2 separate regions of the Homo sapiens genome follow, and region 1 is linked to region 2. A link is an interaction called in ENCODE POLR2A ChIA-PET data of the cell type or tissue named here. Cell type or tissue: Caco-2. All regions are shown on one strand. Links, peaks and the distances in the headings refer to the core of each region. The heading gives the core; the rest is flanking DNA. Region 1 has its middle 21 kb from the start of SP6. Region 2 has its middle 5.2 kb from the start of CDK5RAP3.

Region 1 (10,517 bases), core at 5,603-9,602, 92 kb before region 2:
TGAGGGTCCCCCTGCACCAGTCCCCAAACAGGGCCTGAGAGCATGAGATAAGTCGGTTAGATGCCAGAAGTACCTGCTGTCAGGAGGAGCTCAGGGAATGACATTTCCCAGAGACAGGCGGGGTCAGAAGAGGGGATGTGGGAGGGTGAAGAGAAGCAATGAGGCTTAGAGAGAGAGTGGAGAAACCATCATGTCAGTGACCCTGACTTGAGGATCCAGGGTCCTGGTTGTCAATTCTTCGTGTCTATCTAAGAATTCTGACAGTGGGAGGGCAGGGCCCTGGCTAGGCCTGAAATACCTCTAGAGGACTTGGGTTAGACACCAAAACTTATTTGCTTTTTGGTGGCAGGAACATTAAGAGACTGAGTGAAGAACCCGTAATGATCTCAGAAAGTGTGGAATCACGCCTCTTGTGCAAGGGTAGACCACCACTTGGCCACACAGTCAGTGGAGGCTCCGATCCTCCCACCCCCACCCCCATGGACCCACTCAGCTTCCTGGGCCTCCGTGGAAACCTGTTGCTGGCATTTCATCTGTTCCTTTGGACCAGGAGCGGAGTAAGGCACTGTGGTTATGGTGTAGCTCCCTCTCGCTTGCCCCATTCTGGGGAAGAAAATGGGCTCTTACTGTTTTTTCTCTCCCAGTTTTGAGGTGAGGAGCCTGGGAAGGAAGAATCTGTCTGAAGACTTCATCTGCCCTTCTAAAGATCTCACCCCCACTGGAAGCCTTTGGCAGATCCTCAAGCACAGCCACACTGCCTGTGTGTCCCCCAACCACCCCTCACAGGGAGATATAGTTCCTCCCGAACAGAGCATGACATGCAGCCACACACATAGAGCCTCCACCAGCATGCACATGCGCACACACATGCACACACGCCCTCACTCAGTCACACATCCTCTTAGGTCATCACTTACCCAGAGGTTCATCCAGACCCCAGTGCAGGCATACACTGTGGCCGCAGCAGCCCACAGTGACCACTGGAGCAGGCACACCCCACTCACTGCAGCACAGAGCCTCGCCATGCCAACAGGCCCCCAAACACTCCCGGGATCCCCTTCACCCAAGTGGTCCCTCACACACTCTCCACTCCCATTCGGGCAAGTGTGTGCAGTGAGCAAATACTATGATAATGAAGTGCAAAGATGGACCAACATGGTGCCTCCTGTACACATGTGTTTACAAGGTGGCGGGAGACTCAGTCACATGAGCAGAGTGTTGCAAAGCAGCACTCGAAGTGCTGGAAGAGGAAAAAGCATCAAGTACCATGGGGACGACCCAAGTCTTGGAAGCCACTTGCCTACACAGCCAGTGGGGGGCACTGAGCCTTCCCACTTTCATACGTGGGCAGCCAACCCAGAGCTGCCTACATCAGAGCCAAAGTGCTCCTGACCTCCACCAAGGGACAGAGCTTTCACACTCACGAGGCCCTCACCTACTCCCTAGTAGCCTCCTAATGCCAGCCAGACCCTCCTAACCCCGACCATCATGCATACGCATAGACCCATCTTCAAGCCCTCTGCTCTCACACACCCTCCTTCCAAGGAGCCAGGGCCACTTGTCACTAGAGAAGCCATAATTGGCAGGTGCTGAGGCTGCCACGGAGCTTTGGAACAGGCAGAGGGGAGGGAGGAGAAGGGTTCCTGAGGTAGGGGGCTTGGGAGCGGGATGGGGGAAGAAGGAGGGGGCTGGCTCCAGTGCCCTCTTCTCCGCTCTGCAGGTGTAATTAGCCCTGGCAGATGAAAGGGCGTCTTTGAAAGCAGGTGAGATCCTTGTCTGTCAGCAGGGCGCTCTGGGTGGCATCGGCAGCTTATCCTGAAACCACACACGGCACCAGAGCCGGGCTGTCTGAGTGCTGCCCAGGAGGCGGGGAGGCAGACCCCAGGGGCGTGAGCCCTTGACTCCCCACTCCCCCATATCTTGGCCCTGGGCTCCCTGCTTCTATGAGCAGGAGCTTCTCAGAACAGAGTCCTCCAGAGCCTGGCAGTGCCACTCCCAATAAACTAATGCCCCATCCTTTGGGCCTGAAGGGACAGGGTACTGCCTCCCCTCCCCTGCCAAGCTGGACAGGAGGCCAAGGACAATGGCCCTAGGCAGTCCTTTCATCCTGAGATCTCAAAGCACCATCTAATTAACCCCGCCCAGGTTGGGGACTTCCTCTGGAATCCCTTTGGAGGGGTGTGGTCTGGGACCAGCGATCTTAGCTTGGATAGGAGGACCAAGAGGGCAGGATCTCCCAGTCCTCATCCTGTTTGGGATCTGGGGAGTCTGGAGGTACAGCAAATTGAGGGTGCTAACACCAAACTCTGAAAAGGGGGCTGACAGGGATCTCAGGAGAGCCTGAGTTTGACACCCAAAGGGGGATAATCCTGATGCATCCTGTCCCTCCTATTGCAGTTGGGTTCAAACTCAAGCAAAGGACGAATCTCACGGACACTCAGAGTGAAAGAGGCTGGCTCTAAAGGCGTAAACACAGTGCATGATCTCACCTACTTGAAGGTCAAAAACAGCCAGAAAAACTAATCTACACTCTTTGGAGTCAGAATAGAGATTCCTTACTTTTGGGGGGTTTAATAACCTGAAGGTGGGATAATGGGTGCTTTGGGGTGTTGGTAACCTTCTGTTCCTTGAGCTGAGTGTTGGTTACCCAGGTATGTTCATTTTGTGAAAATTCACCCAGTTTTGTGCTTATGATTTATGTATGTTCTATATTTATAACACTTTTCTATATGCATTTCATAGTTCAATAAACATTTACATTAAACATTTTTACATATCAAGCCAATACTTTGTCTTATGATTCCTTTAAGGGGCTCTCACATTTGTCTCTTTCCTCAGTTGGAAGATCAAAGAGTTTGCTCCAGAATGAAGCCCTGGTGAGGCTAGATTCTCAGAGAATTTCTGGACTGTGTGTGTGTAGGGGGAAGAAAGACAGGAGGCTGTGCAGAGCCAACACATTGATACACCCTATTCCCTACCCCCATCCCCACTGCAATCCTCAGACACACTAACCTATTTCACTTTGCTAAAAACCAATGAATGCTTTGATGCCAAGGGAACCAATGAGATAACTGGGATCCCTGCTGTCCTCTGCCCTACCCCCACTATCTGCTCCTGAAATCTGTTCCCAGTCAGGGTCCTACCCTCTCCACCTCTCGTGGTCAGCTCTGTCCCTTTCATCTCCCTCCTCTGCTTCAGGGTCTAAAAGAGATAGCTTTGGAGGGGTGGAGAGTGTTTGTGAAGAAGCTGCTGGTCCCCACCTCATCAAATGACATCCCTGCTTCTTTCTCTCCACCCAGGAAAAAGGCAGGAGGCATTGATTTCCCCTCCTGCCACTGAGGGAGAGGGCTTTGAGCTGGACTTCCTGATAACTGGGGTGGTAAGAAGTCCTTGGAGGGGGTGAACAAAAGCCAGGATTATTTAAAGACTGACCTGTCTGGAGACAGGGAGAGATCAGATCAGTTTACGGGGTCCTAAGCTTGCTGGGTTTTCACTGCAAAGAACTTCACCACCCAAGCATGAACACATGGAGGTACTTGTCCTTGACATAGGGTATCCAGCTGGGAAGGGATCCTAAACATCCGGGTTTCCTAATTGGCACCCCAGAACCCCCAGCCACGCCAGAGAATGAAACTCTGCCGGTTTTGTGTGACTTCAGGAACATCCACCTCCTCCTGCGCTGAACTCAGTGATGTCCCACTGGCAACTTTCTCTCCACTGGTTTGATGGGCTCTATAACCTAGAGTCTGGGGTTCACCTTCCCTAGTTTTCTGGAAAATTCATACTCCCTGCCCCCAAACTCATCCTCCCTAATTAGCTCCCCTAAAATGTGCTGAGAAGAGGGATTCTTCTCTTCTGACCCTCCTTCTAGCAGGTGGAGTTCATAACCCTCGATCGAGTATTCCAGGGATTTTTGTTTTGTTCACTAATTGTATCATAAGCACCCAGAACAGTGTCTGGCACACAGTAGGCATTCCATAAATGTTTACTGGATGAATGAATGGTGCCCACACTTGGAAAGTTCCTCCAGAAGCCCATCCTATATCCCTATTACTATCATTTAAGCTTTCAGCTCTGGCCCTAGAAGAGAGGAGTCAGCTATCTGCCTGCATCTGTCATCATTTATTGAGCACCTACTGTGTGCAAACCATTGTGATATGTGACTGTCTGTTCATAACTTAAGAGTCTTGGCTCATACCAATACCTCTTACTATCTGTCCCCACTTCTCCCTCCAAGTCCAGTCTTCATTCAACCTCACTGGCCCATTTTCTTAAGAATTACTCAAGATTTAATAAGAATGAGAAGTTTGCTTTCTGTGATTATAATTGTTTGTTCTAGGTCTTCTTTCGTCTCCACTTAAGATAAGTGAAAACCTCTCCATTTCTCTTTTTGTCTCTGTGCCTCCAACTCTCTGCATAGCATGTGTTCCTGCCTCTGTATCCCCATCTGGTCTCTGTTTCTGTTTCTTTCTTTTTTTTTTTTTTTGAAACAGAGTTTTGCTCTGTCACCCAGGCTGGAGTGCAGTGGCGTGATCTTGGCTCACCACAACCTCTGCCTCCCGGATTCAAGCGATTCTCCTGCCTCGGCCTCCCGAGTAGCTGGGACTACAGGTGCCTGCCACCATGCCTGACTAATTTTTTTGTATTTTTAGTAGAGACGGGGTTTCACCATGTTGCCCAGGCTGGTTTTGAACCCCTGAGCTCAGGCAATCCACCTGCCTTGGCCTCCCAAAGTGCTGGGATTACAGGCGTCAGCCACCGCGCCCGGCCTCTGGTCTGTTTCTTTGCTGGAAGAGTAGCTCTTTCTTGGGATCCCCTCTCTAGGTTTGATTCGTTGGGGTGTGGGTTTGTCTCAGGCCCAATCTATTTCTCTGTCTCCCTCTCTTTCATTTCCTTTACAGCAAATAGGTAAACAAGTGGTTGAAAAATAGGAAAAGGGGAAGAAAAAAAGAGAAGCTATCATGGGGTGTTTTCTCCCAGGTATCAGGGTCGCAGGTAGTTCCAACCTCAACTGGGAACAAGTCCCAACAGGTGCAACCCCTGTCCAGATGTTGCACAATGCAGGCGCGTGCCCAGAGCCCAATCCCAGATCGGTTCTCGGGCAGAGGTCCGGGTTGGGGATGTATCCAAACCAGAAATATCCTTTCAGGTCTCTCTCCCCGAGACAAACCCCGGCAGGGTCTGCTCCTCCCGGAGCCGGCTTGCAGGCGTGTTGGGGGAAGCCAGCGAGGTTGTTTGCCGGGAAAGGACAGTTTGGGACCCGGGAGGGGAGTTCCCTGCGTCTGGGCCGTGGGGGGAGCTACAGGCCGGGCGGGGGTGAGTAAGGCCCAGCGGACGCAGGAGGCTCAGTGGCGGCGGCGGCGGCGGCGATGGGGAGGAGGGTAATTAGCAGGGAGGCTCTCGCCACAGCACGTCCCCACAAATGAGAGGCCCCGGGCCCCAGACACCACACAACAAAGCAAGAGGCAATTATTTGGCTCCAGTGGGAGGGGACAGCCCTTTGCCGGCCCACTGCAGCTGAGCACCCAGCCTCCGTTGAGGACGCGGAGGGTGGGGTGCAGAGACCCCTCTCACCAGCCCCCCGGCGGCAAGGGCAGGGCCCCGAGGGACTCCCGCTGGGTTACCCTTAGAGGAGGTCCCTGTTTGGGAAGGCAGAGCCGTAGGAGGCCCCAGCCTGATTAGAGCCGGCCCTCAGCCAGCCCGGAGCCTCCCACAAGGCATCCAGGAGACCTCCTGGGGACCCCACAGGGAAGCGAGAATGTCCTGGGACCGGGGCTGGAGAGGGCGGAAGGGGCTTTTTGGGTCCTGGAGAAGCCAGTGGCCAACATCTGAACCCCCCTTCTCCAGCTGTGGCCACACAACTGGCAACCGGGAGGCTCTCAGGCAGGTGGGGAAACCACAGAGGAGGGAGCAGGAGCCAGGGAGATTCCAGAGCTCTGGCCTAGACCTGGAATTCACACAATTGCTATGCAAACCAAATGCAAATACATCTTCTTTTATCTCCCCTTCAAAAATCGTCAAATCAAGCATATTTGGAAGAAGGCCAGGCCTGATCAGCTGGAGGACCCCCAGCCTCTGCTTGCCTCCTTCTCCCTTTCCACCCACCCATCCCTACAGGAAAACTAAGTCCTACAATACCTTAGATTCACCTGGGACCCATCTGCAAAGGACTTTCCCCTCTTCAGATGAAAGAGCCCAAAGTACAGATGGGGAAAAAGAGGCCTTAAGAGATTAAGGTACTTTCCCCTGCCCTAACAGCCCACCTGGAGAATGACAGGCCTCCTGGAAGCTTCTGACAACAGCCCTAGGTTAACAGCATGCCAGCTGGGGGAGGGGAAAGAGCACAGAACTGGGAGTCCTAAAATCTGATCTCTGGTCTCAGCTTTGCCTCTAACTTGCTGGGTAATCTTGAGAGAGTTACTTATCTTCTCCAAGCCTCAATTTCTCTGAATATCAAGTGGCTATCTCTGGGAAAAAAGGCTCTTCCCGAGTTGAGCCCCTCCCTGCGTCAGGGCCATCCCGCATTGCTGCCAAGGGTCCTTGAGCCAAATGCTCTGCTTGTCATCCTCCCCAGCTCTCACCACTCTCTGCCTCAGGCCAACATAGGATGAACCCCAGCCATTGGCCTCCCCTTTTCTTTTCTCTTTTCTTCTCTTCTCTCTCTCCCTCCCTCCCCCCTTCCTTCCTTCTTGCTTTCCTCCTCCTCCTCCTCTTCTTCTTCCTCCTCCCCCTCCTCTTCTTCTTCCTCCTCCGCCTCCTACTCTTCCTTCTTCTTCTTCCTTCTCTTCTCCCTTCTCCCCTCTTCCCTCCTCCTTTCCTCTCTTTCTTCTTCTTCCTCTTCCTCTTTTTCTTCTCCTTCCTCCCTCCTTCTTCCCTCCTCCTTCCTCTTCCTCTTCTTCTTCTTCTCCTTCCTCCCTCCTCCTTCCCTCCTCCTTCTTCTTCTTTTTTGTTATTTTGAGACAGTCTCACTCTGTCACCCAGGCTGGAGTGCAGTGGAGCAATCATAACTCACTGCAGCCTCAACCTCCCTGGCTCAAGTAATCCTCCCACCTCACCCTCCTGAGTAGCTAGGAGTACAGGCGTGCACCACCACACCTGGCTAATTTTAAAAATTTTTTTCTGTAGAGGCTGGGTTTCATTATATTGCCCAGGCTGGTCTCGAATTCCTGGGCTCAAGTGATCCTCCTGCCTTGGCCTCTCAAAGTGCTGGGATTACAGATGTAAGCCACCACACCCAGCCTCATTTTCAAAATCTTCCTCAAAATTCACTTTAGGAGCCAGGCAGGGGGTACATGCCTGTAATTCCAGGTATTTGGGAGGCTGAGGTAGAAGGACTGCTTGAGCCCAGGAGTTCGAGTCTAGCCTGGACAACAGAGCAAGACCTCCTTTCTAAAAGAAGAAAAAACAATTCCCTTCAGGAGGCCTCACTGAGTTAGCCCTGCTGACCTCTGGTTGCTGCTGATGTTGGGGTTCTCTCCATCTAGGAAGGGCTCACTGGTCCTGTACGTTTGCCCTTGCTGATATGGGCTGGGAGAGCTCCTAAGTAATTTGGAGAGTGCATGTGGGATCCTCATTGTGCCCCCACCTGCACCCAGGATGGAGACAGAGACTATCTCTTACGTTAGACTGGGGGCTTCGCAAGAACACAGGCTGCATCTTTTCCAGTATATTGTAGCTCTCTGAGGCCAGAGAGCCCCCATTAGGGTGGGACTGTGTGTCTACCATTAATACTTTTCCCTAAAGTTGAGGACTCTGCCCCCTCCACCTGCCCAAACCTGTGGTCAGCAGGAGCCATTCCACAGGGGAGAGGGGCCTAGACAGCTGCCTCTCCCAAGTCTTCACTGACTGCTTTCTCAGCTCCCCCTCAGCCCCCTTTTCCGGGCCCCTGCCACCACCAGGGGGGCAGCTTTGTCATTTCCCCTCTCCCACCCGGCTTCTTCTCTTCTCAGAAACTCTGGCCTGGCATCTGCCTCCTCCTCCTCTTCTCCCAGCTTCTTACCACCCTCATCCCTCTCCAGGGCCTCAGGGCAAGTATTTGCCATCTGCCATCTCCTTGCATTCCTGGGGCTGGCTCCCAGGCTCCCTGCTTCCCCGGGGGGGCCTGAGAACCCTGCTCATCTGCCCTATACCATCAGAGCTGCCCTTGCCACCCTCAGAATGCCTGAGTCCTTTGTTCCGCAGTCCCCCCCAAGGCCTCCTGGGGCTTGCAGTGCCAGGGCTGTTAACATCGTAGGCTGCCCTCACCCCTCTGAGCCAGAGAGGCTATCAAAGCAAGCCTGGGGGGCCCCCTCTAGCGCCAGCAACTCCCGGTGCCTCCCTCCTCCAGGTCTCCATCTTCACCTCAGGGAGACTCCCTGCCCTGAGAACCCACCACTTCATATCCATTTGCATATACTTGTTGGTCCAGCCCAAGCAAATTAATGCAAATGCAATCCAAACCAGAGGCAATGAAGCAGCAACGCTGGATGGCCCTGATGCCAGGAGAGGAATCAACGTCTGGAAGAACCTCTTTTTCCTGAGATGGACATTCAGGGAAACCGAGGGTGGAGAGAAGTGCATTCCTTGCTTGTGCATTCCTGGCTGGGATGCCTGATTCTCTGAAAACTTTCCAGGGCCACTGACCTGAGTTGTGTAACAGTGCTCTCCTTTTGCCCTTAGACCTCCTTTAACTGTGGCTCTTCTTTCACACACTTTCGATCTTTTTCCTTCTCTCTGATCTTCCCCTTCCCTGGGTCCTGACACTCCTTGCCCTCAGCACAGGAGCCCTGCACCCCACCATCATTCCCTGAGGGTGAGTGAAGCAGGTGGTTCCTGTGGACTCTGAGAAGAACTGAGGAGCCTCCCCTGTCACAGTGAGCTCCCCACTAACCTGCCCTGTTGCCAAAAAACCCTACCATTAGAGTGTTTCTGTGAGTACCATGTTCTGTTTAAAGACATGTGTCACTGTGGGTCTGGCTGACATATTCTGGAATTATCACCTTAGCAGAAAACAGGGACTTGGGATCCTCTGGTAGATTCGAGGTGGTTGAAGAAGAGAAGAAGACCTGGAGTGAAAAAAGGAATAGACACTGTCTAGAAATGCATTCAATCAATGGATGTTTATTGAACACTTACTATGTCCTGGGCCCCGAGCTCAGCAGTGGGGATGGGGTGAACAAGAGTGGCTGGCTTCATGTAGGAAAATAGGTGTTTCTCAAACTTGAATTACACCCGCATTACCATGGATGACCATTAAAACCCAAGTCCTCAGCTGGGCGCGGTGGCTCACGCCTGTAATCCCAGCACTTTGGGTGGCCGAGGTGGGCAGATCACCTGAGGTCAGTAGTTTGAGACCAGCCTCGTCAACATGGCGAAACCCCGTCTCTACTAAAAATACAAAAATTAGCCAGGTGTGGTGGCACATGCCTGTAATCCTAACTATTTGGGAAGCTGAGGCAGGAGAATTGCCTGAACCCAGGAAGTGGAGGTTGCAGTGAGCCGAGATCGCACCATTGCACTCCAGCCTAAGCAACAAGAGTGAAATTCTGTCTCAAAAAAAAAAAAAAAAAAAGAAAAGAAAACAAAAACCCAAGTCCTCAAGCCTCTGTTGATCCAGTGAGTCTATGGGGGCCCAGGAATCTGCACTGAAACAAGCATTTCCCCGGCTGGGCGCGGTGGATCATGCCTGTAATCCCAGCACTTTGGGAGGCCGAAGGCAGGCGGATCACGAGGTCAGGAGATTGAGACCATCCCGGCTAACACGGTGAAACCCCATCTCTACTAAAAATACAAAAAATTAGCCAGGCGTGGTGGCGGGCACCTGTAGTCCCAGCTACTTGGGAGGCTGAGGCAGGAGAATGGCATGAACCCAGGAGGCGGAGCTTGCAGTGAGCCAAGATCGTGCCACTGCACTCCAGCCTGGGTTACAGAGCAAGACTCTGTCTCAAAACAAAAAAAAAAAAAAAGAAACAAGCATTTCCCCTTCCCCTTCCCAGTGATGTAGCTGTAGGTGGTCTGGTGACCACACTTTGAAAAGCCCTGGTGGCAGGTCCTGGGTTCTAAGAACAGCCTGGAGTTTCAGGGATCCACGGAGGTAGAAAGAGGGAGGGAGGGAGGGTGTTGTCAAGAAGAGTTAGCCAGGATAGGAGGTGACAGGCAGGGTCTTCTCCTCATGGCCTGCCATGCCCTGAGAGGGGCTGGGGATCCACCAGGCTCTCTCTGCCTGCAGGTCCCCCCTGGCCCTTCACCATCACTTGGGGGCTTCCCTGGACCCTTCCCTGGGATCAGAGGGTCTTCCACAGAGGCCTCCCAGCACCCTGTTGATTCCCACCTTTCATTTCTCTCTGGGCCCCAAGGCACCTTCTCCTCAGTCTACAAAGGGTGGGCACTAATGGGAAAAGGTGGCAGAGACCCCAGACCACACTCCCCACTCTGTAGCCCCGACCCCCTGGTCTCAGAGGGCTTCCTGGAGTCAGTGTCTAGGCTGAAGAGGGAGGGCCTCAGAGGATGAGATTTGAGGAAGCAGGAATAGAGGTTGA
Region 2 (6,190 bases), core at 1,683-5,682:
TCCACCCACCTCGGCTTCCCAAAGTGCTGGGATTACAGGTGTGCACCATTGCACCATTTCACCAGGCCCATGTCCTTTATATTTGCATTTCCCTAGTGTACTGGATTGAATAGTGTCCCCGAAAATTCACGTCCACTCAGAACCCCAGAATGTGACCTGCATTGGAACTAGGGTTTCCAGATGTGGTTTTCAGATGTAGTCAACCTGGGTTAGTGTAGGCCCTAAGGTTGAGGAGTAGTGTCCTTACAGGAAGAATGTCATGTGACAATGGAAGCCATGTGACAATGGAGGTACCTGCAAGCCAAGGATACCAAGGCCTGCCAGCAGCCACAGAAGCCAGGAGAGAGGCACAGACAGCATCTCCTCTGCAAGGAACCAACCATGCTGACACCTGGATTTCAGACTTCAAGCCTCCAGAACTGCGAGAGTAAATTTCTTTTCTTTTTTTTTTTGGGACAGAGTCTCTCTGTCGCCCAGGCTGGAGTGCAGTGGTGCGATCTCGGCTCACTGCACCCTCCACCTCCCGGGCTCACGCCATTCTCCTGCCTCAGCCTCCCGAGTAGCTGGGACTATAGACGCCCGCCACCACGCCCAGCTAATTTTTTGTATTTTTAGTAGAGACAGGGTTTCACCGTGTTAGCCAGAGTGGTCTCGATCTCCTGACCTCAGGTGATCCACCCGCCTCGGCCTCCCAAAGTACTGGGATTACAGGCTTGAGCCACTGAGCCCGGCCCTGTGAGAGAGTAAATTTCTATTGTTTTAAGCCACCCAGTTTGTGGTGATTTGTTACAGCAGCACCAGGAAACTAGACACTTTGTTTCTAGTAAGGTTGGACATCTTTTCATACATTTATTGGTCATATTCTCTGAAATGATCTTTCCTTCCTTCTTCCCTTCGTTCCTTCCTCTCTCTCTTTCTCTTTTTTTTTTTTTTTCTGAGTCAGGGTCTCACTATGTTGCCCAGGCTGGTTTCGAACTCCTGGACTCAAGTGATCCTCCTTCCTCAACCTCCCAAAATGCTGGGATTACAGGTGTGAGCTACCATGCCCAGCCAAAATGACCATTTTCTTCAATGTAGAAAAATTTCTGCATCTCATCATATGGGAGTTGTCTTTCTAGTAACCACTGACTTAAAAAAAAATCATTGCATTTATGGATCCCTGGCACATTTGCATAATTCTATTTTATTTATTTATTTATTTTTTTACAGACAGGGTCTGTCTCCGTCACCCAGGCTGGAATACAGTTGGCACAGTCATAGCTCACTACAGCCTCAAACTCCTTGGCTCAAGCGATCTTCCCACCTTTGCATATTTCTACAGCTTTCCAGGGACCTGCTTGCCCATTGATTGGGAATCCTAACCTATGGAATTAAATTTCAACCCTTTATAATGGACCTGAAAGTTCTTCAAGATCTCCCTTTGCCGGTCTCTTCAACCTAATTTCTCTCCACTCTCCCCATAAACATCCATGCTCCCATAATAAACTTCTTCCTTCTGGAACAGCCATTCTCTCACCTCTAGGCTTTGTCCTTGCTTTTCCTTTTTCCCAGAATGACACCTGTCACCTCCCTTCCTCTTTTCTCTCCTCTCCTTTCTATTACAATTCATGCCATCTTGCAAGACTCAGCTCAAGTGTTACTTCTCCTAAGAGCCTGCTCTGGTGGTGTTCTGTCCTTCTCCTTTGCCTTTTCCCATGCTGAGTTGGATACTCCGTCTCCTTCTTTCTGTTCCCTTAGCACTCTGAGCATCTCTGAGTGGACCTCTTATTAGCTTTTTTATTTTTTTTGAGACAGTCTTGCTCTGTTGCCCAGGCTGGAGTGCAGTGGCATGACCTCAGCTCACTGCAACCTCTGCCTCCTGGGTTCAAGTGATTCTTGTGCCTCAGCCTCCTAAGTAGCTGGGACTACAGGCAGGCACCACCACACCCAGTTAATTTTCTGTGTTTTTGTATTTTTAGTAGAGACGGGATTTTGCCATGTTGGCCAGGCTGGTCTTGAACTCTTGACCTCAGGTGATCTGCCTGCCTCGGCCTCCCAAAGCGCTGGGATTACAGGTACCTCTTATTTGCTTTGCATAGATTTTTTGAGCACCTTCTATGCATGAGCACAGTACTCTCACACTCTGTGACGACACACTCTGGAGATGTCGTCATGGGATATGGAAGGTGGTGGGCCCCTCACTCAACATACTTTTACTTCCTTTGAGGCCTAGGACTGTGTCTTTGTGATAAGGTGCTCAGGGTGCATAAAGTTGAACTCCAATGGAAAAGAGGTGAATGGATGGGTGGTTTGGTAGTATCCTTGGTTTTCCTTTTCTTAGCAGATTAGATTCCCACCGCCTTCCATGATAAGCATGGTGAAATAATGAAATACAGTGGCATCCTTAGAAGATGACAAACAGGACCCATTTCATGAAGCCACCCAGGGAGTTCTTTTTCCCCAGAAGACTAACAAAGGTGGAGGGATGAGGTGGCCAGGAGGGCATGAGTTGCCAGAGTTAAGGGTAAAATGAGTGGCCCCAGAGCATGACCCAGGTGACTGGCCCCACATAGACTTTCACTGGTCTGTACCAAACTCGTGAAGCTGACCACCCCTAATTTCTTCTCCCTGATTTCCTCCCTTCACTCCCAAGAGGCTCAGAGGATGTTGACTCCAAGTCCTGAGCTGTAGAGGAAAGGATGAGAAAAGGATCTGGGGACCTTGAACCTCTTGTCCCAAGACAAAGCAATCATGGTCCCCACTTATCACAACTACCACCAACATCAAATGCCTTCCTGCATATGGCTTTCCTTCATTACAAGCATCCATTAAGCTCCTGACACTCAATGTCAAGAGTCACACCGGATGCTGGGGTTATAGAGATGAACAAGTCTGCTTTGGCTTCCCAGCCCACAGGTACTCGCAGACTAGGTGGGGAGACAGACTGAAAAACGCAACATGCCGGGCACGGTGGCTCACGCCTGTAATCCCAGCACTTTGGGAGGCCAAGGTGGGCAGATCACGAGGTCAGGAGTTCAAGACCACCCTGGCCAACATGGTGAAACCCCATCTCTACTGAAAATACAAAAATTAGCCAGGCATGGTGGCACGTGCCTGTAATCCCAGTTATTTGGGAGGCTGAGGTAGGAGAATCGCTTGAACCCAAGAGGAGGAGGTTGCAGTGGGCTGAGATCACACCACTGCACTCCAGCCTGGGTGACAGAGCGAGATTCTGTCTCAAAAAAAAAAAAGGAAAGAAAGAAAGAAAGAAAAAAGCAACACAGTGGTTACACTCCGGGCAGCAAGAGGCCCAAGGCTGCTATGTTTCCAGAGCTTCCAGCCTAGCAGGCAGATACACCACACACACACAGGCACACACACCACACCCCATAGTCAGTGTGGCTGTGAGCAAACACACAGACCATAAAGTAATAAAAATATAGCAGATAAAATAAATGAGTTATTTGAATGTTGAAAGTAAGCCTTCTTTTATGGATATTGCAGGAGGATAAGTAATGGGCTCCCTTTCCCAGAATGGGGTGTGGTAAGAATGAACTTTGGAAAGGGGCAGGGCCTGCAGGGGTGGGAGTTCTGAGTGTCTGGCACAACAACTGGGGAGAAAATAGGAATCAGGCCCAAGGGAGGAAGAGACCTGAAGCTGTTGTGGCTGAGCCAAAGGGGTAGGCAGGGGTGCAGGAGAAGCAAAGGCACATCACACAGAGAAGAAGAATGCAGGCTGGGTAGCCCAACAGGCCTGGGTTTGAATCCCAGCCTCATCAACTACCCACTGTATGATTTTCCTTTTTTTTTTTTTTTTGAGTCTTTCTCTGTTTCCCAGGCTGGAGCGCAGTAGCACAATCTTGGCTCATTGCAACCTCTGCCTCCCAGGTTCAAGGGATTCTTCTGCCTCAGCCTCCCGAGTAGCTGGGATTACAGGCATGTGCCACCACGCCCAGCTAATTTTGTATTTTTAGTAGTTGGGGTTTCACCTTGTTGGCCAGGCTGGTCTCAAACTTCTGACCTCAGGTGATCCACCCGCCTCGGCCTCCCAAAGTGTTGAGTTCCATGTGTGAGCCACCGCGCCTGGCCCACTGTATGATCTGTATGATTTTCTTTTCTTTTCTTTTTTTTTGAGACGGAGTCTTTCTCTGTCACCCAGGCTGGAGTGCAGTGGCGCGATCTCGGCTCACTGCAACCTCCGCCTCCTGGGTTCAAGTGATTGTCCTGCCTCAGCCTCCTGAGTAGCTGGGACTACAGGCACGTGCCACCACACCCAGCTAATTTTTTGTGTTTTTAGTAGAGACGGGGTTTCACCGTGTTAGCCAGGATGGTCTCGATCTCTTGACCTTGTGATCCACCCACCTTGGCCTTCTAAAGTGTTGGGATTACAGACGTGAGCCACCGCACCTGGCCCACTGGATGATTTTCAACATGTTACGTAATTAATCTTTGGCTTCCTTGCCTTTAAAATCTGGTTAATGATGGTACCCACATTATAAGGTTGTTAGAAGAATCACATTAGATAAGGCTTGTAAAACATTTAGATCTACACTGGCACGTGGGCATGTTTATCACGTAATAAGCAAGCTAACAACAACAATAATGGATGGCAAGGTAGGCTGCCTACACGGTGCCTCGGGGCTCTGTGCTTCCTTGTCCAAAGCTGGTGCAGCCCTGGTATATCCTCCTCACCTCTCTACATGTGCTGCCCCTCTCCCAGGGTCCCATCTGCTAAATCAGCAGAGAACTGAGAGATTCCTGGTCAGAAACCTACCATACCTCTCTCTGCCTCCTTCTAGCTGCTGGGAGCCCCGATGACTAAAGTCTCCTGAAGGAGATAGAGTCGATGCCCTGGATGCCAGACCAATTATGTGCTTATCTACCCACAGACCCTGAAGTTCCCTGTGGCCTTGGAAAAGTGCAGAAACCCGCCAAAGGCCCATGCTCCTACACTCTTTGGGAACACAGAAGCATGTGCCTTTGGCAGGCTCTCCCCCAGAGCCTCTGCAGTCAGCAGAGGCAGGTTCTCTCCCAGAGCCTCTGGCTTTGGGACAGCCTCCCTGGAGTCAGTAGCTGGGCAGAACTGTTCTCAAACATCCTTCTGCTCCACGTGAGTCACCTTGGGGAGCTGTGGGTGGGGCTGAAGTGCTGGTGGTCCCTGCTTCCATCAACTCACCTGGGCTGGGTCTTCCAGACCCACCCTGTCCTGTTCTGCCCAGCCTGTTGGTTCAAGGAAGAGAGATAGATACACCTTGAGGGCAGGGCAGTGCCTTGCTCTTGAGATGTCCCAGACAGCCCCGAGCACATAGTTGGGGCCCAGTTAAGTGTGTGTTTAATCATGGAGGAGCCTGAGCAATTCCTACAGTCTGAGTCAGGCTGACTCAGATGGGAGCCAAATTCCCATGAAAGATCCCTGAAAAGGCCCTTAATTCAGCTCTATGAGCCATTTTCAGAGCAGTTTTTCAATCCGTTCTATAATAATAATGATCATATATGACATATATATATATTTTGAGATGGAGTCTCACTCTGTTGCCCAGGCTGGAGTGCAGTGGCGCAATCTGGGCTCATTGCAACCTCCGCCTCCCAAGTTCAGGTGATTCTTCCGCCGCAGCCTCCCGAGTAGCTGAGTAGCTGGGACTGCAGGCATGCACCACCACGCCGGGATGGTTTTTGTTTTTGTTTGTTTGTTTGTTTTTTGTTTTGTTTTGTTTTTGAGATGGAGTCTCACTCTGTCGCCCAGGCTGGAGTGCGGTGGCGCAATATCGGCTCACTGCAACCTCCGCCTCCCGGGTTCAAGCAGTTCTCCTGCCTCAGCTTCCTGAGTAGCTGGGATTACAGGCGTACGCCACCACGCCCAGCTAATTTTTGTATTTTTAGTAGAGACAGGGTTTCACCATGTTGATCAGGCTGGTCTCAAACTCCTGACCTCGTGATCCACCCGCCTCAGCATCCCAAAGTGCCGAGATTACAGGCGTGAGCCACCGTGCCCAGCGTGTTTTTTGTTTTTTTCAGAGATGGGATTTCACCATGTTGATCAGGCTGGTCTCGAATTCCTGACCTTAGGTGATCCGCCTGTCTCAGCCTCCCAAAAGTGCTGGGATTACAGGCGTGAGCCACCGCGCCTGGCCCATATATGATATTTCATATAGGGAGAGTTTACAAAGCATGAGAAATACAGCCACAGTATGTTGTAAACTGTCATGAGTTA

What was found. ChIA-PET counts read pairs that join two places held together with the same protein. Peaks named below come from ENCODE experiments on the same cell type or tissue, not always from the same donor. Only the 100,000 strongest peaks of a DNase experiment are listed, where the experiment ranks them.
Region 1: POLR2A ChIA-PET joins it to region 2 with 5 read pairs; 7 of 35 experiments call an interaction of 5 or more read pairs at or near these places.

What each region holds. Positions count from the first base shown.
Region 1 is chr17:47,867,151-47,877,667 of GRCh38, forward strand. It overlaps a transcript of SP6 not described here. Among named protein-coding and RNA genes, the nearest start is that of SP6, 21 kb to the left of the region's middle. RefSeq lists an enhancer at 1-718 and cis regulatory regions at 1-401, 10,358-10,517. In Caco-2, for the core only: no CTCF peak of the experiment used is centred there; no DNase peak of the experiment used is centred there.
Region 2 is chr17:47,962,841-47,969,030 of GRCh38, forward strand. It overlaps a transcript of CDK5RAP3 not described here. Among named protein-coding and RNA genes, the nearest start is that of CDK5RAP3, 5.2 kb to the right of the region's middle. In Caco-2, for the core only: no CTCF peak of the experiment used is centred there; DNase peaks (open chromatin) are centred at 2,131, 3,551 and 5,214.